Linked DNA regions of Mus musculus: regions 1 and 3 are each linked to region 2. Evidence: chromatin loops called from intact Hi-C (ENCODE). Cell type or tissue: left cerebral cortex. All regions are shown on one strand.

What was found. Hi-C counts contacts between places; a loop is a spot of excess contacts. Peaks named below come from ENCODE experiments on the same cell type or tissue, not always from the same donor. Only the 100,000 strongest peaks of a DNase experiment are listed, where the experiment ranks them.
Region 1: a loop joins it to region 2, with 2.5 times the contacts of the local background. A loop is called at or near these places in 5 of 42 quality-filtered maps.
Region 3: it touches region 2 in a loop (3-fold over the local background); 2 of 42 quality-filtered maps call a loop at or near these places.

The regions. Positions count from the first base shown.
Region 1 is chr5:128,518,456-128,526,455 of GRCm38, reverse strand. No RefSeq gene overlaps it. Among named protein-coding and RNA genes, the nearest start is that of Gm38612, 48 kb to the left of the region's middle. In left cerebral cortex, a CTCF peak has its summit at 3,578 (motif pointing left); DNase peaks (open chromatin) are centred at 1,974 and 3,582.
Region 2 is chr5:128,592,789-128,600,788 of GRCm38, reverse strand. Fzd10os (frizzled class receptor 10, opposite strand) reads left to right here and starts at 102. Exons shown (of 6, transcript NR_015517.2): 1 at 102-252; 2 at 5,025-6,581. In left cerebral cortex, no CTCF peak of the experiment used is centred here; DNase peaks (open chromatin) are centred at 1,495, 2,052, 2,253, 3,769 and 3 more places; H3K4me3 peaks cover 2,896 bases; H3K27ac peaks cover 913 bases.
Region 3 is chr5:128,654,423-128,662,422 of GRCm38, reverse strand. Gm33931 (a long non-coding RNA gene) reads left to right here and starts at 5,668. Exons shown (of 3, transcript XR_377092.4): 1 at 5,668-6,406; 2 at 7,254-7,364. In left cerebral cortex, no CTCF peak of the experiment used is centred here; DNase peaks (open chromatin) are centred at 2,509, 3,049, 5,465, 5,620 and 3 more places.

The DNA.
Region 1 (8,000 bases), 74 kb after region 2:
GTGCAGGAGCTGGGCACTAGTTTTGCTGGGAGACAGCAGCCTTTGCAGAAAAGATGGGTTTTGTTCCAAACTAGTAGGTAAACTTGAAAGTTGAACGCATGCATCGTGAACCCCGTGTACATGTATATGTGTCTCTGTGGTGCATGCATGTGCACACATGTGTATATGCAAACATATGTGTGATATGTATGTAGTGTGCCTGCATGTGGCATGTTTATGTGTGTGCATGTGTATATTTATGCAAATGTGTATCTGTGTGTGGTATGGCTATGCTTGTTCATGCGTGAGTGTGTGTGTGTGTATGTGTGTAAATGTACCTGTGTATGTATGTAGTGTGTCTGCATGTGGTATGTTTATATGTTTGCATGTATGTTTTATGCAAATGTGTGTGGCATGGGTGTGTTTGTTTATGTGTGTGTGTAAATGTATCTGTGTATGTATGTAGTGTGTCTGCATGTGGTGTTTATATGTTTGCACGTGTGTATTTATGCAATTGTGTGTGTGTGTGTGTTGTGTATGGTTTATGTTGTTATAATTCCTTGCCTGAGGGAGACATGAATAGCTAATGTCTCCTCCTCCTTCTAAGGTGCTAACAAACAGGTGTGATTCCATCAAAGTTCGTTCTGGGTTATCAGTACATCAATTAGGCTTATGTACAGAGTAGTGGGTGAAGGATTACAGGGAGGAGCATGGATGACCTTAAAGGGGCCACATTGAAAGACCCTCACCCAGCAGAGGTGACTCCCCCAGGGTTGTGTCGATGGATCTTCCCTGGCCTCTAGCCCCTCTTCCAAGACCATGTGCAATTAAAGCAGAACTGTAGACCGCTGGTTGGGAGGAAAGGCTGAATATCCAGGTGAGGCCCTGTCATCTTCCCTGTCCCTCATTCTATGACGGAAGGCCAAAGTCAACAGGCCCAGCTCTAATGTTCTTTTGCAAGATGGGGGCAGGTTGGCTCAATGGACAGTCCTGTACAATAATGTGTGGGGGTATGTGGTTGTGGTGTGTGTGTGCTTATGTGTAGTGTGTTTGTTTTTGTGGTGTATATGTGTGCAATGTATACAAGTTGTGTCTGTGTGTCGTGTGAGTGTGGACTTGTATGTGAAGACAGAAGTATCTGCAGTATCTGGGATTTCTCTGCAACACGTTGGTTCCTCCTGTAAGTCCGGAGTGTATATCAGAACAAAATACTTAAAACAGCCTTTAGTTTCATGAACTAAATATCGCCTTGTGCCGACTGCCTTTGTGCCGGTGATCTCCAGCCTCGAGGTGGGAGGGACCCTGGGAGAGGAGGCTTGGGGGTGGGGGGAGGGGCGATGGGTAGCCGGGTAGAAGGCTCGTGCTAGGGTTGGACTGGCAGTTTGGTGGCCTGTGTTCCCAGAGAGATCATCGGGGCCCATCAGCACCCCTGTCTGTCGGTGAAAGGAGAGCAGCTCTAGCCTCAAAGAAAGGCCACCGCTGCCCGCTAAAGCCTCTGGGACTGAAGTTCAAAGCCACTGCCCTCCAGTTCTGCTGGAGTGGCTGTTTAGCTGGGGATTTAGGGGATTGCTCAGTCCTTGTGGAAGGCGGTGGCTACGCCGGCCTCAGGTGCAAAGACGCCTTTGATAAGCTCCAGCTCTTTAGGGGCCCAAACAAAGCGAGGACAGGCCAGCTGGGCCGCCCAGGAGGGGGCCCCGCTGTTGATCCTTCTTTCTAGTCTTAGGAAAACAAATACTTGATATTCCAAAGGCTGAGTAAACTCATTAGAGGGATCTTGGGCTTCCTGCCTTCGTCCTCTCCACCTCTGGACACATGGGGGCCAGCTCTGTAGCAGGGGGAGGAGCTTAAGGCACTGCCCTCTTATGCTGGGTCCCAGCTCTGCGCCTTCAACTCCTGCCACAGGACGCTGAGGCTGCAATTTCCCCACCCCATCTTGCTTGGCCTGAATTGGCACGCTGCTTCCTGAATTTCTGCCCACGCCAGCACAGGGCAGAGCTGACAGCTACAGTACCAGTGGGCAGACCGTCTCCCGGAAAAAATGGAAAAGCTAGCGCCTGGCAGATTTAGCTACTCCTCTCTTCCCCAGGCCTGGCCTCCCAGGTCCACAAGAGACCATTCTTTTGTGCTAGGCATCTTGCAGTATCTCCTAAGGACAGTAGCACTTTAGATCCGGGTCCACTCTTGCAGGCTCATTAGCAATTGGCTACTTCTTCAAAGACCCTATGCCCAAATGCTGCCAGGGTAGGGGTGCCGGGATAAGGCTTTAGGTGGAGCTGGGAGCAATTTTGCCACGAGGAGAAGTTTCATCAGAGCTCACGAGGGTACAGGGGATGCTTCTGGGAGAAGTTAGGTATAAGGAATACAGATTTGGACCCGTGCAGACTCCAGCTGACTGGAGCACTGACCAAGGCTTGGAGGGAGTAGGAGAATTGCGGCAGAGCACTGGTCCATGGGATGGGGCAGCCACCTCTACAGAAGACACCTCTGATCAGTCGCTGCTTGCCCCCAGGACAAGTTCATCTTGCTGGAGACAAGACGTTCCATGGTCAGGAAGATGGTGTGGGTGTGGGCAGAATCCATCAGTCTCGAAACGTTGACAACTCAGTTTATAAACTATCAGTGGACCATACAAGACATGTCTATAGAGCAGGTGTGTCTCTCAGCCCAGGTTGCAACATGTGGGCTCAGCAGAATTTAAACAGGAAGTGTCAGGGCCGAGGACCTGAGGAGGAGAGGGGTTCCTACCAGGGTGTCATTCCTCTGAGCACACATGGAGCAAATATTATCTGTCCTATGAGATGCTACACATGTGTACACACCTCTTAGGTATGTGAGCATGCATGTGTGTATTTATGCATGCGTCTATGTACATCAGACACATACGCATGCATGTGCACATGAGTATGTGTCTGTGGACATGCATGCATATGCTTATGTGAGCATGTGTGTGACAGTGTAAGTTTGCTTGCACATATACAGAACTGTATAGCATGATCATGTGTGTATTCTTTTATTTTTTTATTTTTTATGTGCATTGTGCTTGTCTGTATGTCTGTATGTCTGTCTGGGTGAGGGTGTCAAATCCCCTGGAACTAGAGTTGCATACAGTTGTGAGCTGTCATGTGGGTGCTGGGAATTAAACAGGGTTCCTCTGGAAGAGCAGCCAGCGCTCTTAGCCTCTGAGTCATCTCTCCAGCCCCACGTATATGTTCTTATGTGTATGTGTGCATGTGTGTGCGTGCATATACCCCATGCACATATGATTGTGTGCTTGTGTGTATATGCATACATGCAATTATACATGCTTGTTCATACTTATGGTGTGCATGCACAGATACAAGCTAATACGTCTGTGTGTGCATACACATATGCAAAGATGTGTGCTATAGGCAGGTTTGTGCTGTGTATGTATGTATGTATGTATGTACACGTGTGTGCGTATATGCTTGTAGCTGCTCCTGAACTGGTACACAGAGCACCTCCGGTCAATTTGCTAAATTTGGGTTGTGGGAAGAGTGTGGAAAAGCACTGGTTTCTGCTTTAATAGCCAAATTTTCCTGTGGTATCAGGGTCTTAAGTTCCCTTTAAACAGTGTGACTGCTGCCCCCTTGTGGCATCTTGTGGACACTGCAGAAAAACCCGGTAATGGTCTCCAGGTGTCTGATGGGGGAAGGTAGCAATAGGGTTGAACTCCCTCAGTAAAGAAGCACCAATGCCCAATTGTTTGCATTTTATGGATCTCAGGTTCAGGGGCAAGCAACAGAGTATGCGGCTAGTCTTCACACAGGGAGGTAACTTTTCTCAGAGTGGATTTTGTGTGGCCTCTGTGCTGAGAGTGTCAGGACAACTGCCCACAGTCTCACTGATAATGCAACCCCTTCAGCTCCCAGCAGGCAGTGTGGGTCAGGGAGACCATGGGGTGGCTGGCATAGCACGAGCATGGGGCAGGGGGTGGGGATTCTAGGAAAGGAGTGACTTAACTGTAAGTTTTCAAGAGAATATGTGTATAACTGTCAGCTGTCATACATCTATCTATCTTTTTTGAGACAGGGTTTCTCTGTGTAGCCTTGGCTGTCCTGGAACTCTGTAGACCAGGCTGGCCTCGAATTCAGAAATCCACCTGCCTTTGCCTCCCAAGTCCTGGAATTAAAGGCGTATGCCTTCTCTACCTGGCTAGCTTCAATTCTTTATTATCAATTTATAATCTATCATCTGTTATCTATCCTTTAATCATCTCTTACCTATTTTTATATAGCTTCAATTCTTTATCTATTATCAATCTATAATCTAACATTTATCATCAATTATCTATTACCTATCTATATCTATATAGCTTCAATTCTTTATCTATTATCTATCTATAATCTGTCATCTATTTATATATCTATCATTTATATAGCTTCTATTCTTTATTATTTATCTATTTATCATCTATCTATCATCTATTATCTATCTATCTTCATCATCTGCTCTCTCTCTCTCTCTCTCTCTCATACACACACACACACCACTGTAGACTAAGCTACACACACAGACACACAGAGACATTTGACTGGAGCAGACAATGACTGGTCTGAGAACGAGACACACAATTATGATCATTACAAACTCTGCCGAAGGCATTCAGTTCTCATAGACTGTTCTCATGGTCTATTTTTGCTGTACAGTGGAATCCATAGGCAGACTCAGGTCCCAGCTGGCCAGGCAGTGTGGATTTGCTGATGAGCCAGCCAGTGTCCTTCTAACATGACTGTGGGTTCATCTCATGTAAGTAAAACTGTTATCTATCACATGGGGAGGTGTGCTTCAGGTCTTTCACCTCCTGGAGAAAGACTCCCAAAGTTCAGGAGTGCGGATGGTGAGCCTTCTCTAGGCAGCTAACCCTCTCCTCTGGGGTCACCCTCAGGTGGAAATGTGGGCCCAGGTATTTGTTTGATTGCCCTTTCTTCTTGCTTGCTGCTCTGGTGTCCCTTCCAGTTAGTCCAGGCCCTGCCTCTCTGTGAGTTCACAGTAAGCTGACCCAAGTAGGTCTCCCTCCTCCTGGGGCTCTGAGTGAGTCCATACTGAAATGATCTGGGCAGATGCTCTCAGTTAAGTTTACAGGAGAGAGAGAGAGAGAGAGAGAGAGAGAGAGAGAGAGACAGAGAGACAGAGAGACAGAGAGACAGAGAGAGACAGAGAGACAGAGAGAGACAGAGAGAGAGAGAATTTGTATAGGCATATGTGTACGTATATGCATGTGTGTGCCTTTGTGTGTATAAGTGTGTCTGTGTGTGCGAGCATTGCATGTGTATGTGAGTTTGTGTTACATGTGTATGTATATGGTATGTGTGTGTGCTGTGTATGCATGTGTGTACTGTATATGCATGTGGTATGTGTGTATGTGTGTGTGTGTTTGTGTGCGAGCTATATACTTGCTTTCACCCTCTCCTCACATAGCTGAAATCCTCAGTCAGGTGCTCCTTTGCTTCCGAGTGGGTCCTCAGAGTGACTGACGTGGCGCCTGTGCCATCCTCCATGTCTTCTAGCATCTGTTCCCAGAGATCTGGACCCGTCAGCTCGACATTTCATTTCTGTTCTAGACAAATGCCTCTTTGTCAGTCAGTCATACTCCTGCCTCAGGACACTCTCACGGACCGCATGGGTGTGTGTGCTTTGCCTTCTGTTGCAGCCATTATCCCAGTCATCTCCCCAGCAGCTGATGAGCCCATCCTTGTGACCCGAGTCTCCTGTACCCCATCCTTTGCAGGTCATCCAGGCTCTGGGATTCCCCCCTGGGGCAGGGAGTAGGCAGTGGTGCCCTCTACTGCATGTGTGGCAAGGGTTAATGATAGCTGTCCTGCAGGCTGTCATGCTAGCTATTAAGTCCCATTCCCATATGGGGAATCCGAGACACCTGAGCTACCCGGTGTCTTTGAATGCCTCTCGTCCCATAGACTCATATTAAGCTGTTAATATTTCTAAGTGTGCTGCGATGCTGAGATGAAAGACGAGTTCTTGAGCAGGCTTGTTATTACCTGGATTCCTGCTTCCCACTGAGCATGCACTAGTGATTCTCTGGGCCAGTGGGGCAGGGGCACGGAGGCCCCACGTGAAGGCTGGCTTGCACTAGTGATTCTCTGGGCCAGTGGGGGCAGAGGCATGGAGGCCCCGCGTGAAGGCTGGCTTATCCTTCTGATCCTAGCCAGAGTCACCTCACTCCATGTCTCATGCCCAGCATTAACACTCTTCTGAGAGCATGGCGGAGTCTGGGCAGCTCTCGAGCCATTCGCCAGTTCACAGGGTCCATCATCTTCTTTCATTGCTAAGACATTAGACTAAAATTCAGACGCATTTATGCAAAAGTTATGTCTATTAAAAGCTCCACATGAGGGAGGACCTGATGAGGGCAGAAAAACTGTGATCAGAATATAGTGTATGAAAAAAATTTATTTTCGATAGAAAAGGAAACAAAAACATTCTGCACAATGATGAAACAATGAGAAATTAACATACAGCAGCCACATCACCTGGGAGGGGGTTTGCTGTTTTCTCTCCTGCTGGCTGTGCCAGGGCTGCCAACCTGTGGCCCACGGCAGACACAGGCGCTGGCTTGAGAGACTGCACAGAAGTCAGCTGTGACTTGAGTCTCTGCAGGGAGTGGCTCTAGCGTTTGAGCCTTGATTCCTCAACTGGACGTGGCCGCTTTGCAACGTTTCCTGGCTGAAGCACCTGTTTGAGCCACTTGTAAAAAGGGACACATCTCCTAGCTGGTGATCTAGGGAGGGAAAGACAGCAGAAAAGAATCTGCTTTAAGCAAAGCCACACAGAATCAAAGCACGTTTCTGTTGGGAGTTAGTAGCCAGGACTGGCACACTGGTGGTGAGTCTTGCTTGTGGGGTTCGGGGGACTCTGACCCAAAAGGCTAGAGGAGAGTGGTTGGGTAGAATCCTGCCTCCAGATATCCTCCCCCTGACCTCAAGGAGCCCTTTGCATCTCCCAAAGAAACTGAGCTGCCAAAAAGGTCTTGTCAATGTAGGGAGCCACAGGGGATCAGTCCTTGACTGGCAGTCAGAGAGGGCATGCGGTGGCCTCTTAGGTGAGCAGGTAACTGAAAACTGTCATGTTGTTGGTGACTGTTCAGGACATGTGACATTCACTCACCTCCTTCCCATTTAGCAGCAGCAAAAGCCCAGGATAACGGATGGATCTTTTTTTTTTTTTTTTCCTTTGATGGCTTCCTTTCTGAGCCAACTGTACTTTACGTGGAAAAGCTGAGCCCTACCGAGCTCTGCCAGCCTGGGCGGGTCCTACTCACAGTGTGGGGAATTTCACACAGACACAGAACAGAGGAGCAACTTCAAGGCTTCATGGCCCATCCGATTTCCATCATACAGGTCCCCAGGGGGGAGTACATCGACAGCTTCTCGTGAATCACTCGAAAAGAATCTCTTAGAATTAATACCCACATTCGCCCCGGCATCTTCTGAGCACGGCATCTTCTGAGCACGAACCGGGTCTATGGCTTAAGGCTGTTTAAAAGAACATCCAGAATAGCCTGGATGCTTTTGGTTGGAGAAGGATGGAGGGGATTGCCAGCCATGTGTGTTCTCAGAGGTTGGCCATGGAGACAGTCATGGACAGAGACTGGAAGGGGGCAGCAGAGACTCGGGGAAATGTCTGTCCACCTGGCCGCTGTCACTATGCAGACCACAAGAGAGGCTCTGACCACGTAGGGTACTGATTCGCTTGAGAGAGTGTGTGGGTTGTGTAGGGGGTTGGTGCAGAGAGATTCTCTTTTCTCATTGCCACTTGACTTGGGGAGGCTTGTCAGTCCATTCTGTTCCTATAGCGGAATACACAGGACTGTGCAGCTTACAGAGAGTTGTGGTCCGGGCATTGGGGGATTTTCCCCTGTTGCATTGAGTCTGTGGGGGGAAGGGTGATGGCTCAGCATTTTGTGGCAAGGGTGACACCACAGCCACGAAGCAAAGAGAGAAAGAAGAAAAGTGGGGGTGGGGGTGGTACACACGTGTGATCCC
Region 2 (8,000 bases):
AAAGCAAAGCCGATTGGTGACAGGCCCCGCCTCCGCCCGCCGCCCCGCCCCGCTGCTGCTTTGCATCAGAAAGCCTTGCGCCCCGGGCAGCCTCCGCCCTCAGCCCCAGCTTGGGGCTGGACCCCAGCCTCCAGCCTCACCTCCTGCCGGCCTCTCTGCTTGCCCTCCCCGCCCCAGAGGGGGGGTGGGAGGCCTTGAGATTGTCCCCGGTACCCCAAGGACGCCGAGGTTACGGGAAGTTTGGGGACTCGGGTAAGGGTGGTCCTCACCCGGGGTTGGGGGCTGGGGACGCATCTTCTACTTTTACGACCGGGCCCTGGCGGAGGGCACTTTCAAAGAGACACGGGATTTGCGTTTTATGACCGTGCTCATAAAAAAGTGGCCCCTCGGCTTGTAAAGCTGCCCGCATCTTCCCGAAGCCGGGGGTTTGCTGCCCGGGGCGCGGAGCTCGGACTCCGGGGAGGGGCTGCCTTTGAAATTTCAAAAGGGCCGAGTGCAGGGGAGGGGGAGGGGACTTGGGAAGCCGGAGTTTAGGGCCTCTTCTGCAAGGTCTACTCAAAGAAAGAAGGGAGGGGGCGGGGAGGAGACTTTCCGGGCCGCTGACACCCCGCACCCCGAGAAGAGGGGCTTGGCTTGAATCGTGGTGACCCTTGCCCCGCCAAGGCCACCGTGTTGGGGACCATCGCGCCAAGCCGGCTGGTGGTTTCTCCAAGCGGCTGAGTTTATTTATTATAGGAAGTTGTGTATTTATATTATTTGGCGAAAGATGTGCTCGGCCTGCGTCCTCCTGGGAGGCGGAGGCTGAGCCCCGGCCTACACGCGCACGGCTGGTTCCCACGCAGAGTGGTGGGGCCTCTCCGTGCCTTGCTATGCTGGCTCCTGCCCCTTGGTTGGTTTTGGGCTAATCTGTGATAAGGACACAGAGCTTCAACCTCCTTCCCCCGCACAGGGAGTGAGTGCACCATGGGAGCCCACCGCAGTCCTTAGATGTCCGAGAGATCTGGGGTGCGGCACCTGTCGCGGACTCTTGGCTTTGGATAAACAGCCCTCAGGGCGGTGGCCCACTCTCTCCTTAGACCCCACCCCACCCCCATTCAGGTCTGCGTTTTAAGTGTCTGGGAAACTACCAGGACCTCCAGTGCGGACTCCCCCAACTGCATAGGTGCAGCTAAGTCCCCTGCTCATCTTTCGGCCAGTCAGTCTTGCGCACCCCAGGGCCGAGTTGGGTGCACAGATGCCTGGAAGCCTTCAGTGGCTCCAGCCAAGCCAGGAACGAGGCTACCCAGGACCCCTCCTCCCCGCCCTGCCTTGCGCTTCCTGCAGAGGATCGACTTCTAATTAAAACAAGGCTTCAGCGTCCCATCTGCAGGGAGTTCTTCCTCTTTACCCCCCTTTCATTTGTCAGACATAGCGGACAGACCTGAGGCTGGGACACTCCCAGGACCTGCTGAGTCCTGGGGGTGGGGGGCGGAGGGGTGTGCACAGGCTCATGCCTCACCTTTAGATCCCCTGGTCCCCTCTGCCTTTCACGGGAGGAAGTTGGATCCGTGGAAACAGCGGTCCGGAAGACTGAGGTTAACACAGTCAGAATCACCACCCACCACCGTGTTAGTGACCCAAGAAAAACCTGCGGTGTGGTGAACGCTTGCGGCTTGGATAAGGATGGTTTACTTAGATATTTATAGTTTAGTACGCTGTTTCCAAAACCTTTTAAGTCAGGTAAGATTCTTGGGCTATCGCTTAGCTTTAAGACAGACTAGTTTGCAAGGGGTCCTTCCTGACACTTTTGCCTTCCGTTTTCTCTCTCTCTCTCTTCTAATTCCACACTCCCCCCCCCGCCCCTTGGGGCGTGGGGGGCGTGGAAGTAGCCTGGGTGAGCTCAGCTCCGGAGCAGGGTGTGAGCTATTTGAGACTGCCCCACGTAATTGGTCTTTTATGCTCTGGTTACTTCTACAGTGTTCCGACCTTTTATTTTAGCTATGATCACTTCACGTTCCTTTCTTCTCTCCCCCAACCCCCGGGACTCCCTTAAAATATATTAAGAGAAGAAAAAGCTAACAGAATTTCTTCCATCTGCCCAACCTAGTATAGAAAAAGAAAGGAAAGCAACAAATAGACATTAGTATCTAAAAATAAGGGCCCCGAGATAGCGAGAGTGGAAGGCAACGCTAATAAATGAAAGGACCCCTTTGATGGCTCCAGCTGAAAAGATATTTTATTTTTCTCTCTCCTGTGTGTGGGATTTGAGACGAGTGACTCCAGAGCAGCCGGGTCCCCTGCTGCTCAGCCCTGGCTCGGAAACCGGCCCCCCTCTGGCAAGCGTTATGGAGAGCTGGGAGGAATTTTATGGCTGTCTCTCTCCCCTCGGCTCTTTTTTTTCTTTTGTCTTCTTTGAAGAACGACTTTAGACATTTTATTTACATATTTAACCAGGGATAAAAGAGGGAAGAGAAAGCTTTGGGGTGGGGTGGGGGGGACTGGCCTGGGAATAGAGCTATGTTTAAATTAATGGAAATCTTATTAGGTTTCTCAAAATTTGAGCAAGGGTTTCTAATGAAACTTGATAATTAAACATGATTTTAAATAGCATCCTAGAGCAAAGGGTACTTTGGACCCCAAATCTCCTAATATATCTATCTACGTGAGATTTCAAAATACTGTCTGTAGATATTAGCGTAGAGTTCTTGCAAATGTCTACCAAGGAGAGTGCAAGGTATTCTGGAAGGAATACTCTTTAAGAGTCAGATGGTGTCTTGAGTTAAATAATTTTGGAGGTGGTGGGGAGTTGAAAGGAAGGCCCTGTTTAATTGGTAAAGTCAGAAGTTAAAAAAAAAAAGAAAAGATTCTCTGCCATGGGTCTCAGTGGTAATCAAAGCTGCATCCTTCCTCAGTATGGGTGAAGGAACCATAAAGTCTTGAGAGGGGTTTCTGAAATAGGATTAGAGAGAACCCAAATAATCTCTTTAAGATAAAAAAAAAAGTACTTCGTCTCCTACAATAAAGAAAAATTAAGCCAGAAGCTTAGCCTGTTACAAGCTAATTGCAAGAGTAAACATGTGGGGTATGGGCAGAGATTATAGAAAGACATGAACATCCTGTCTCCCAGCCTGAAGATGAACCAGGGAGCTGGCTCCTTAACGTTTGTCTTGGTAGCTTCAAGGCCATTTCTAGAACTTTCCTATTTGCGGATCCAGTTGGAAAGCTCTTAAGATCTCTGTTTGCATTTTCCAAACTGTTCCTTACAGTAAGGAAAGTGGTCTGCTTACTGGTAATGGTCTCTTTAAAAGGCACACATTGAGAATTCAGTTTTCCAACCCACTAGGCTTGGTTCCACGACTGCCTCACAATCCCCCCCCCCCTTTCGGAGGAGATATATTAAAGTCATCCAAAGTGATGTTTAGTTAACACACACAAACATATGCTCCAAGCATAAAACACACACACCTCATACCACAAAGCAGTGTAGGTTGCCCCAAACTTAAGAACAAGTTTTAATTACACTTCAGCACATGTAAGATACGGGGTGGTTGGGGGTGGTGAGGCGCAGAGAGAAAAGGCCCTTGGCCCTCTGCGTTATAAAATGCATGAAGGAGTGTCCGGGCCGCGGCAGAACAATTTAGGCCGCTATTTTAAGGCCACTTCCCTTGAAATGTGGATTGAAATATTACCAGAGGTTCGCGGGGCGCTTTCGTGTGAATTGCAAATCAAGCATCGCTTTAATCCTCTTTCAAGGCCGGGCCTTGGATCGCTGGCGTCGCGCGGCTCCCCACTGCTTCTGGCGCAGAAGGGACCATTCAAGGGGGCAGCTCCCCTCCTCTGTTCCCACACTCCAAAAAACAACACCGCAGACAGACACCCTCCAACTAAATTAGATTAAACTCCTACTCTTCCACAGCGCATTAGCCTTTTTACAGCCCAGGCTTCTGCTGATCGCTCCTCCCTGTTTAAAGACACAGCACAGCTTTTTCCGTCTCTGCTACCTCCACACAAATGTGTCGGGGTGGGGATGGGGAGGGCAGTGGGGAATAATCTTTAAAAAGGTGTAAAGTGCACCAGGCTAAGTGACTTCGGATTGCTGGAGATACCTCTGTTTAAAACACGGGCAGACCCACGTGTGCCCCCTCCAGGGCTTTCAGGAACCCCCCATGTGAGCAGCATTTAAACCCTAGTATATAGAGTTTAATTTAAAAAAATAAAATAAACGAATAAATAAATAAATAAACAAACAAGTAAATAAAATTTACAGAATTACCTCACAAAATGAAGCAGGCAAACGTGATTCTGTTTTGCATTAGTGTCCCAGAGGACACCGGAAGACAGTTTGCTGAAATTAACAGCCACTTCTACAGTTATTCCATGGGCTCATGCGACTGAGGCCTCTGCCCCTCAGCTGCTAGGCCAGTGCCTTTCTTTGTCCACCACCCCAGCTACCGCTGCTTCTTTCAGCTTTATTCATTTCTTCAGTACCTGGGTTTTCCTAGTCTGGAAACTGGTCCGTCATCCTCCCTGACACAGTAAACGGGGGAGGGGGGGGGGGAACTTGGACACAAAGCTGGGGCAACCTTAAGCTCTACCTACCATCACTGGGTCTGAAAATCCCTCTACCACTTTCTAGAGCATTGGTTCTCAACTTGTGGATTGAGACCCCCCCCCCCCTTAAGGCCCAAGGGTCCTTTCCTAGAGGTTGAGTATCAGCTATCCCACATAGAAGATATTGATGTTACAATTCATAACAGTAACAAAATTACAGTTATGAAGTAGCAACAAAATAATTTTATGGGGCGAAGGTCACCACAGCATGTATTTACAGGGTTGCAGCATTAGCAAGGTTGAGAACCGCTGGTCTAGAGCCACCTGACTAGGGCTGAGCTATTCCGGATTCTGGGCTTTGGTTTTCTTACCTGAAAAATAAGATCCAATCTAGTAAGGCCAGGCACAAGGCTGTTTCCAAGATGACAGTTTGTGAAGCACAGTAAATATAACCCGGGCATCATCCTGGTTGATGGTTATTGTTAACTCTCTAGGCCCCAGGACCATGTAGGAGACGCTCCTCAGGCCGCTGCTGTTGTGCGGGAGTTTTCACATTAGGTTAATTGAAGTTGGAAGACTCACCCTAGCTGTGAGCAGCACCATCCATAGGACTGAAGAAAAAAGGAGAAAGTGAGCCAAACACCAGCATTCATCTCTCTCTCTGCTCCCTGCCCTGAAGCAAGATGCAACGTGAGCAGCTACCTCACAAACGGGTTACTGTGGCTCCCCACCATGAAGGGCTGTGCCCTTCAACCGTGAGCCGAAATAAGCCCTTACATAGTTGCTTCTTGTTGGTTAGTCTGTCACAGCAAACTAATAGTAAGACAGAATCCCAGAAATCCATCATTTAAAAGCCAACGTGAGTCACTTGGACAGCGAGCCTTTGGTACATCCGGCTACTTACTGAGCTCCTGGGACAAACTAAGATACTTGATTGTACAGGAACTGCTGAAGCAAGATGAGGAAGGAGCCTCTTCATTTCACAGATGGGAAACTGAGTCCCGAGAGTCACGTTATAGCTGTGATCTGAGAAGCCCCATCTGGTTCAGGGGTCCTGGGTGACATCTGCCTCGGAACAGCATGCACCCAGGAAATGTCAGCAGCCAGCTGGGGTTTCCAGGAACAGACCCTGTGGAGCTGTCATCGTTCCTCCTGGACGGAGAAGCATCTGTGTTCTACAGTCTCTTAAGAGGGCTGTTCAAAGTCAGAGATTGAAGGGGAGAGATGTTTATTTATGACCTCAGCTGTGGCATCTTAGGCTGGTTACTTAACCTCTCTGATCTGATTTCTGTTCCCTCTGCATTAAAATGAAGGTAATAACGTCAATTTTATTTATTTATTTTTTAAGACTTGGGATGGAGTGAATATCAGACAGCTACAAGGAAGGATTTAGAAGCAGGCCACTTGGCCACTTGGGATTTACTAGCCAGCAGACTCCCTGGCTAGTTGAGTGTGTGAGTGTTTGCCTGTAACTGTACCTGTACACATGCCTACTTGGTGGCCTAGGAGGCCAGAAGAAGGTGGTCAGATCTCCTGGAACTGGAGTTATAGGCGGTTGTGGGCCACCATCTGGGTCCTGGGATACTGAACCTGTGTCCTCTGCAAGAGCAGCAAGTGTTCTTAACGACTGAGCCATTTCTTCGGCCCTCTTTCTTCAATTCTCCATTGTCCTGCTAGAAGGCAGAATGACTTCGTCGACAACCTCATGCAGGAGTGGAACCAATCTCCTTCCCCGTGGGTGGCTGGGCATGTAGCTTCCTCTTTCTGTCTTGAGTGTTGCCAAGGAAAAGGGGCTGCAGATCTCCCCTGGATTGCAGAGTGGGAGACAAAGCAAGGGCCCCAGAAGAGCTCTCTGGATGCTCCTGGCTACTGAATCAACCGCAGAGCGCCCTCTGGGGCTGGGGTCTGACACTGTTACCCCTCCTGGCCTTATGGACGCAGATCCAGCTCAGCCTCACAATGAATTCAATGGTTCCTGAAAGCTTGTGCTCGGCCTGCCCACCTTCATCCACAGGGCAACATGGGAGCCAGACTTCTCTCTGTGGTATAAGGTAAGGTAGAGATACCCTCCAAGGCCTGGTCTTGCACCCAAGGCTGCTGGCTCGTCCCTCTATCTGCAGACCCTTGGGACCCACAGCCTCACCCTTTGTCACATTCTCGGGGTAACCCATTGGCTTGCTGATGGGTCATTCTCTGTTCTTCTCAGGGATGGGGGGGGGTGCGGGCGGGCAGGAAGGATCCCGGGAAGATGCTTGAGGAAAGAAAGCTCTGTAGTCTCACACTACGGCCTCCAGAAGGAGGTAGAGGGTGGGCCTAGGCATGTCAGCATGGAGAACAGCCGAGTGGATCTTCCATGCTGGGAGAATGGGGAAAGTGGAAAGATCCAAGGGGCTAAAGGAGATGGATGGAGGTAGCTGCATCCTAGGCAGGGCAGTTAGGAACAGCATCGGAGCCAAAGAGAGCATCATGTGAGAGAGAACCACACGGACTTGGGAAAAAGAGTCAGCCTGCTGGTCAGGGCTTCGTCTAGAGCAGCGGTTCTCGACCTTCCGAATGCTGTGGCCCTTTAAAACAGTTGTGACTTGGCTACTGTTTTGAATGATAATGGAAACATCTGATGGGCAGGATAGCTGATACAGGACCCCCTGGAGGTGTCACGACCCACAGGTTGAGAACGACTGGTCTAGAGCCCAGCAGTGTCTGGGTGGTCAAAGAAATCAGACTGGAAACGAATCAAGGAAAGAGTGAATCCCAACAGGCCGCAGAGCAGAGGCCGTTTGCGGATTCTGGCTTACTTTGTCATCCGTGGCTGGGATAAGCACGGCGACCAAAAGCAACCTGGGGAAGAAAACAGGTTTCTTTCATCTTACAGCCTGTCATGAAGGGAAGGCAGGAACCTGAAGGCAGGGATTGAAACAGAGACCGTGAAGAAATAATGCTTGCTAGCTTGAACCCCACGCCCTGCTCAATTTGCTCCCTGCATCTCCCACCCAGACAGGGTTTCTCTATGTAGCCCTGGCTGTCCAGGAAGCCTTTGCAGATCAGGCTGGCCTCGAACTCATGGAGATCTGCCTGCCTCTACCTCCCCGAGTGCTGAGACCAAAGGTATGTGCCACCTCGCCCAGATCTGGCTAGGGATAACACTGCCTACAAAGGGCTGGGCCCTCCCACATCAATCATGAAGAAAACGCTCCCTAGACGATGGTCCAATGTGATGGGGGCATCTTTTCAAGGAAGTGTCACTCTTCCTAGATGACCCTAGCTTGTATCTAATTGACAAAAATCCAAACAGCACAGGAGAGAGACTCTTAGGCCTCATTGGCAGGTTTGGTGGGCCTGTGATGACTTTCTGAGTGAAAGGCAGAGCTCTCCAGGCTCTGGAGTGATGTATACTTCTACCTGGCTCCAGTCTTTCCAAATCAATGGCTGCTAAATCATGCCTGGGTCGGAGTAGGGGTGACAGAGGAAGA
Region 3 (8,000 bases), 62 kb before region 2:
GAGGACAGTCATTGTGACCATGCAGAGCATGGCAGTTTTGACAGAGACAGAAAGAATAGATGAAAGGGTGGTGAGATGGTGTGTGTGTGTGTGTGTGTATGTGTGTGTGTGTGAAGGCAGCCAGCAGCATGCATGAACCCCTACATTCTGTTTGCCCTTCATCAGTCCATAGATCCCTCTGGTGCCTTTACATTTTTGTTTTTTTGGGTTTTTTTTTTCAAATAGCAGTCAACACATAGCGGTCAGCATGGGGGCACAAACAGCTCTTTGAGGCTCCGCTTTCAGTTCTTTCCGGAAGGTGACTCACAGCACAAACCCCAGGTTGTTTGGTGGCTGCCGTCGTCCTGATTGATTTTTATTGTCAACTTGATACAACCCAGAGTCACCTGTGAAGAGAGAACCCCAGTTGAAGAATTGCCTTCTTCAGACTGGTCTGTGGACATGTCATGGGGGGAGGGCGGGGGGACATTTCTTGATTGGCAATTGATGGAGGAGGGCCCAGCCACTGTGGGCTGGACCACACATAAGCAAGTGGTCCTAGGCTGTATAGAAAAGCTAGCTGAGGTTGGGCAGGAAAGCCAGCCATGTTGGGTCGGAAAGTGAGCCAATAAAAAGCCCTGATTTCCCTCAGAGATGAAATGTGGTGACATAAAAGAAAGAGTGAACAAGCCATCCCTTTCCTCCCTCCAGTTGCTTCTCGTACACACATCCACATATGTCTGTGACTGCCCATGGAGGTCAGAGGGCAATCTTGGGTGTCATTTCTCAGGTTCTGCCCACCTTAGTTTTGTTTATTCTGAGACACGGTTGACCCAGCTCTCCCTCAGATCTCTGGCTCTAAGCTGCCATTGAGAGGCCCTCCCTTTCCAGAGCTTCTGACCAGACCCACAAGCAGGAATCCAGAAGAGAAACCTGTGGCTAGGGAGGCCAGCAGACTCCCCCAGTGTGACTGGTGTCTCTTAAGCAAGCTGTCGGGAGCCCTAAAATGGTCTGCCGTACAAGGTGACTTTCACCCCCACCCCCACACAAATGGCTCCGTTAGCAAGGTATTTTATTCTCTTTGTTAGAAAATCCTCAAGGTGAGTTGTCAAGCTATGGCCTATTCTTGAATTCCATCATTTGAGGGGTTGGGGGTCAAGAGCAGGCTTTAAGTATGCAGGATTGCTGTACTTCAGCTGGTCTGGTTTCTGGAACTTCATCTTGGAAGTCCTGCAATGCTGAGGTTTTGTCTTCTATTGTTCACTGTAATGTTAAGTGTTGGCCTCTAGGATTTGGAGACTGTAGGTAGCCTGAGAGACCCTGTCCCCAGTTAATTCTCATTGGTAAATTAAGATGCCAGGAGCCAATAGTTGGGGAGAAGAGAGCTGCCAAGGGCTAGGGGGTCATAAAAACTGAGGCCATGTGGACTGACCCACTAAAGTTAAAAACAGCCCAAATGGAACACAAAAATTAAATAGTAACCCCGAGTTATCAGTAGAAAAGTGGATTCTAACAACATGGAAGGTAGGCAGGTGCCCAGCTATGGTACTGCCTAAGATATATTTAAAATTATAAGGCTGCGTTGAGTCTTTCATCTGGGAACATAAATGGTGTAAGGTGGGAAGGAACCCCACGCCAGGATTTTAAAAATATTTTATACTCCACCCGCAGACTTTGGTCTCCGCTACAATACAAAGCAATTTCTAGCATAATTGTGGTGCTATGCCCCCCCCCCCCGACACCCAGGCATTTCCCATAAAGTGACCATCATAGTAACAGGAAGCCAGACATCTGTGAGTCAAAGATGAGCAATCTTGCAGAAGCGCAGGGTTCAGGTGAGGGTGTGATGTAAGGTACAGCACATTCTATCCCTGATGAGCTGCTCTGGTTCACTCACAGTCGCTATTGCTCTGGGGTCGCCCCATCTGTATCCCTGGATCCCAGGGAAGCAAAGGGAGGCAAACCGACCTCATCAATTCCCATTTGCCCCAGTCAGGGATGGGCTGATTTGGGCTGCGGGATCGCCAGTTGTTCTTGGCGTGATAACAGGGTACGGTATGGGTGGAGGAATCCCTCCACGCTCCACATCTTAGGCGGCAAGTGATCTTAAAATTAATTCTCCCAGAGATGTACCACACGGTGGGTGTTGTTCAGAGGCTCATGCCAGAAAAGGAAGAAGAAAATAGTGTTTCCAAAGCTGGAGTTTTAAAGGGTTCTGACAGAACAAGGTAGCACCCCACTGTTGCTATTTCTTTCTTTGTATTTAAAAAAAGAGAGAGAAAAAAAATGTTTCTCCTGACTTTAAAAGTAGCTACTGCTTTTTTTTTTTTTTTTTAGAGAGAGAAAAAAAAAAATCAAAGCCCTACCAACCATTTCCTTTTGAACAATGGAGAAGGGGCTCCCCCCAACCTCCATACAGGCACCGGGCTTGTGTGGAATATAGTCTGTGGGCCTTACACAATTCTCAGCAGGTGCAGGCTATTTTTACTGCAGGACACCTAAGCAGGCTTCCTGAGCCGGCAGAGAGGAGAGAGGCCAGCCTCCCACCACTGACCCTAGTTGGTGGCTCCTGGAGGGGACTCAGTCGGTAGCACCTCTGCCTTTGTTCTACAAGAATGCCTGTGGGAGTCCTGTTTCTGAGTCTTCCCCATGTGTGGGGACCCTGCTGTTCAGTCCACAGGCAGACTCGGCACCCAGCAAGGCATTAGGCTTGCCATTCTACATGGAGGGGGAGTTGCCCTTGAAGGTATCTTCCTGCCCACTGCAGGTCTCCAAGGTTGGCAGAGGTGACTTCCCTACTACAGATGAAGGGTCCTTTGATATGTTTGTGTCTGACTGCTCTTCATCTCTTGTCCCTGTCACAAGGACTGTTTTTTTTTTCCTATTCTTTACTTACTAATAAGTGACTATAGTTTTAATGATAGCAGGTCATAGTCAGAGCTGAAGGTGGCTTCAGAGAAGATGCTCAGCACGGCAGCTGTGAAAGATCCCACACTAGCATGCAGGGCACCATCACCCAGAACGCTCTCTGTAAGGATGCAGTCTTCTGTGCAATGAGCTTGCTGGTCCTATCTCTGGAATGGGCTGTGGAGTCTCGCCTGATGTCAGCATCCTGCACAAGTTGCTGACTGTGCCTCGTTGGCAAGTGTGCGAGGTCACAGGTATTTTCCCCGAAGCAAGCAGAGCCAGAAGGGTCAGGGTATCGACCCTGTTGGGTGATACGTCTCGAATGTTCTCAATGATTTTCTAGCCTTTCACCTCAGCACTCTCCATCTGTTCAGCCCAATCAGAGCTTTCAATCACCAACAGTAAAGAACGGAATAGGTCCTCTGGGCTGCAGGGACTCCTTTCCACAAGCTGCATAAAGCAATGATCTAAATGAGGTCCCTGAGCCAGTGCCTCTCTGTTGCTCACAAGCTAGAGGAAGACTGAGCAGTGTGTGTGTGTGTGGGGGGGGGGGGTTGCAAGACAGTCATCAGAGTGATCCCTCCCCCATCAGAGCAGCTTGGGGGGGCATATAGGCAAGGAATCAGGAGGGGTAGACTCTCCAGTGTCTCCCCTCTAATCATGTTAATGCATGTTTGTTGGCATACACAGACACACACACACACATTGAGACATAATCTCTTACTGTCTTAGCTATTATTCTATTGCCATGGAGAGACACCATAACCAAGGCAATTTATAAAAGAAAGTATGTAATTGGGGGCTTGTTTATAGTTTCAGAAGGTTAGTCCGTGGCCATCACAATGGAGGAGTATGGCAGCAGGCATGCAGGCAGGATGCTGGAGCAGTGGCTAAGAGCTCACATCTGATTCATAGGCAGAGAGACAGAGAGAACAAAAGTGGACCTAGCATGTGCTTTTAAAATGTCAAAGAATACCTCCTGTGACACACCTCCTCCTAAAAGACCATACTTGCTCCAACAAGGCCACACCTCCTAATCCTTCCCAAACAGTTCCACTAACTGGGGACCAAACATTCAAATATATGAGCCTTTGGTGACCATTCTCATTCAAACTACCGTATTTACATACATCTACATGCTAACACACACTGATACATGCATACATGCTCACTCATATAGATCTGCACGCTTAGACACTTTCTGATATGTATTTATGCCCACATAAGTATATATAGTGAAATATCCTTACACACAGTGTCTTAGAGTCTGTATTCCTGCACAAACATCATGACTACGAAGCAAGTTGGGGAAGAAAGGGTTTATTCAGCTTGCATTTCCACACTGCTGTTCATCAACAAAGGAAGTCAAGGCAAGGACCCACAAAGGGTAGGAACTTGGAGGCAGGAGTGGATGCAGAAGCCATGGAGTAATGCTACTTACTGGCCTGTTCATCTTGCTTTCTTATAGAACCCAGGAAGGACAACCAGCCCAGGGATGGCTCCACCCACAATCAGCCCTCCCAACCTTGATCACTAACTGAGAAAATGCCTTACAGCTGGATCTCATGGAGGCATTTCCTCAAGGGAGACTCCTATCTCCTTAATAACTCCAGCTTCTGTCAAGTTGACACACAAAACCAGCCAGTACATACATGTACATGAATCCTCACATGTGTGCACACCTGTGTATACAAGTGATCACATTCATACATCTCTCCTTTTACACTCTATGCATACATCTATACACATGCACACAAAAGACACACTGTCATCAACACACAAGTACATGTTCATGCACACACATGAGACCACATAGTCACACACATAATTTCCCCCATCTATTCATGGACATGTGTGTGCATTCCTACACACATGGGCCCATGTGTACACTATCATGTGCACAGACATGACCCACTCTCATTCACACACCCTCACTAACAGGTGCTTGTACATGCACCCATTCGAACTTTGGCCATTCACCCTCGAGGAACATGTTACATGTCTCTGAGTCTGACTTAAGGGTTCTTGCTCCCTACTTTAGCTATTCCAGGGGGAACAGTCTCGACCATCCTCCCTCCAGAACATATTGCATGTCTCTGATGCTTCCTACTTCTTCCATTCCTGGGTGAGTTATAGCCGCAGCGACTTATGGGAATAAAGTTTTGTCCTATAAGATCTGCTTTTTGTTTAGGGTCTGCTTTCCACTGTGGCTCTGCGGGACATGGAGCTGAGATGACCTGATCCTGGTAAGAAGGGAGCTTTGCTCTCCTGCTCTCCTGTGATGGGTTCACCCAGATTTCCAACAGAGACTGAAAGGCAGCCACAAAGAGGACTAAATACTAAAGTTCTCCGCTGACCACCGTTTCCTTATAGCCTCGTCTTCTTCGCCACCCCACCCTCAAATCTCAGAATAATGTTTTTCTCCTGGAGTTTCGATTCCTACGACAGTTTAGGAGGGACACTGCAAGCAGCCACACCATCCTGCACAGCTTCAGCCCCGGCCTCCCCGTGGAATTTCCATGGTGTTTTCGTTCTCTTTATGCTGTGTGAAAGGAGCAGGGCTCTGGGCGCAGATGGTGCCCCTCCAGCGCCGGTAAGTAATTATCGCTGACGCGGTGGCTCTGATAATGTTCTGAGGGCTGCCTTGGGCACTGTTGCTCTGGCTTTTGTTCTGACTAAGTCACTTTCTTTCCTCCTTTGGAAATGACGATGAACAACAATATCTAGGGAGTGGAGGCAGGGGAATACTGACAAGCGAGAAACCTTTAAAACGCCTCTCTAAAGAGGCACTGGGGAGACTAAGGGAGACTCCGCAGCTCTGGGCTGTGCCGGGGCTTCAAGGGAACCAATTTAGCGAACACCAGGATTTCTGTGCTCGGACAGAGGGACCGGCTCTCTGGGATGGGCAAGCCTTCTGAGTCATGAAGGACCTGAGGGCTGCTCTGTCCCATTGGCGAGACCAAAAGCTGACCCTTCAGAGGGAGTGGATGGATGCATGGAGACAGAATTTGCGGGACGTGACATCTCAACTGTTGCTGCTGTGACAGCAGGCACATGATCTGCACAAGATCATGAAGCCCCACCCCTACCCAAGGAGAGACTGACAATTGATGGTCTGGGGGAGAGTCAATTCTCTCTCTCTCTCTCTCTCTCTCTCTCTCTCTCTCTCTCTCTCCAGGGATATGGCCAACAAGAATTTGTCTACCCACACTCCAGTAGGCAGCCCTACACCCATGCACAAACAGCAATAAGTAGATTCAGAGTGTCTTTTAAAAAGCTTTAAAAAGTTTTTTAAAAAGTTGGGAAGAGGTCAGTCGGCCGAGTATAGGAGAGAAGTTGTTGTAAGAGAAGCTGCAAGAAGGATGGAGGAAGAAGAAGCTGCTGGGGAAGAGAGCTGTAAGGGAAAAAGCTCGAAGTAAAGAAGTTACTGCGTGAACCCGCCTTGGTGTCCACGTCGTTCCTGTCTCCGCCGGGTCAGAGACCGCGGAGACCGCGGCACTACCATCCATTTGGCTATCAGGTAAAACTTTTAAAAATATATTTACTTTTATGTATGTGTGTCTGTGTGTACAAGTGCCATGTGTGTGTAGGTGCTCGCAGAGGCCCGGTGCTGAAGTTAGAGGCAGCTCTGAGTTGTCCTACATGGGTGCTGGGGATTGAACACAGGTTCTTTGAACAGCAGCAAACCTCCCTCAATTTCCGAGCCATCTCTTCAGCCAAAAACTTTTGCAATATATTCTTAGCAGATCCAAAAGCTAAGAGTCATCAGATACCATCAGATACCATCTGAGATGGCTCAGGTCTCCTTGCTTCAATCTGTAATCCACTGTTCTATGGAAGATTTTTTTCCTGGGGAGACCAACACACTCAAACATGTCTATTCACCCCAGATTGGGAACCTACAACAGACCAAAGTACGACAGCATCAAAGTTCAACTTGACAAACCAACGAGTTGTATTGGGGTTACTTCTAGGAGTGAGTGAGGGGTTACTTACAGAAGTAAAAACAGTTCTATGACAGCTACATCACCAAAGCCTACCTCAGCGTGAGTGATGACTCAAAAAAGCTGGAAACTTGGAGCATAGTACACACACAGGTTGGAGGCAGCTCAACAGATTAGAGAGTGTCCTTTCCTGATGGCTTGGTTGGTCTGAGCCTCTTCCAAGCACCTCAGCTGATCCAAGTTTCTTCTCATCCAGGTACCTAGTCTTGTCTCAAAAGTAATCTTTGCAGCTTGGCTTATCTGAGAGGCACTCTGAGCAGTCTTTTCTGTTTAGACATTCTTAAGGAAGGAGAAGCCTAGTAAATCTCATTAGTTTCAGGGACTTCCTGAAGCTATTTCAAGTTGTATACTTCCTGTTTTTAGGAGCTTCCCTGAAGAATGAAATGTTTCAATCATGGAGGAAACCACAACCCAGCACCTGCCTACCTGATATTTCTCTCAGAGTGACTGTTCTATAGATACAGCATCACCAAGGTACTGTATAAAAGGAAGCATTTAACTGGGGGCTTGCTTACAGTTCTAGAGGGTTAGTCCATGACCATCATGGTGAAGAATGTGGCAATATACAGGCAGGCATGGTGCTAGAGCTGTAGATGAGAACTTATATCCTATCCTGCAGGCAGGAGGCAGAGAGGCTGGGTCTGGCATGGGCTTTTGAAACCTCAAAACCCACTCCCCAGTGGCAGACCTTCTCCCACAAGGCCACACCCAATAATCCTTCCTAAACAGTTCCACCAAGTTGAGACCAAGCATTGAACCTCTGGGGTTCCCATTCTCATCCAAACCATCACAGTGGAACTGAAAAGGGACTTGATCTATTGCTTTCTTCCATTACTACAGAAACATCGTGACACTGTGGTGACACTGGAACATGGTATTTGGGGTACCCTGAATCTATGTTCCTAGGCCACCACCATTCCGATTCCACTCCAGAATGAGCTATCTCCTATTCTTTTTTGGAGAGAACTATGTGGGGGTTCTGTTTGTGTGTCAGCAATACCTCCATTTGTGCTGGATCAGAAAAAAAATTCCCCGTGGGGTTTTCCCTGCGCTCTTGGGTACTACGCAAGGACCCGCTCGAGTTGCTGTTCCTTCTTCCTCTCTGGCTTC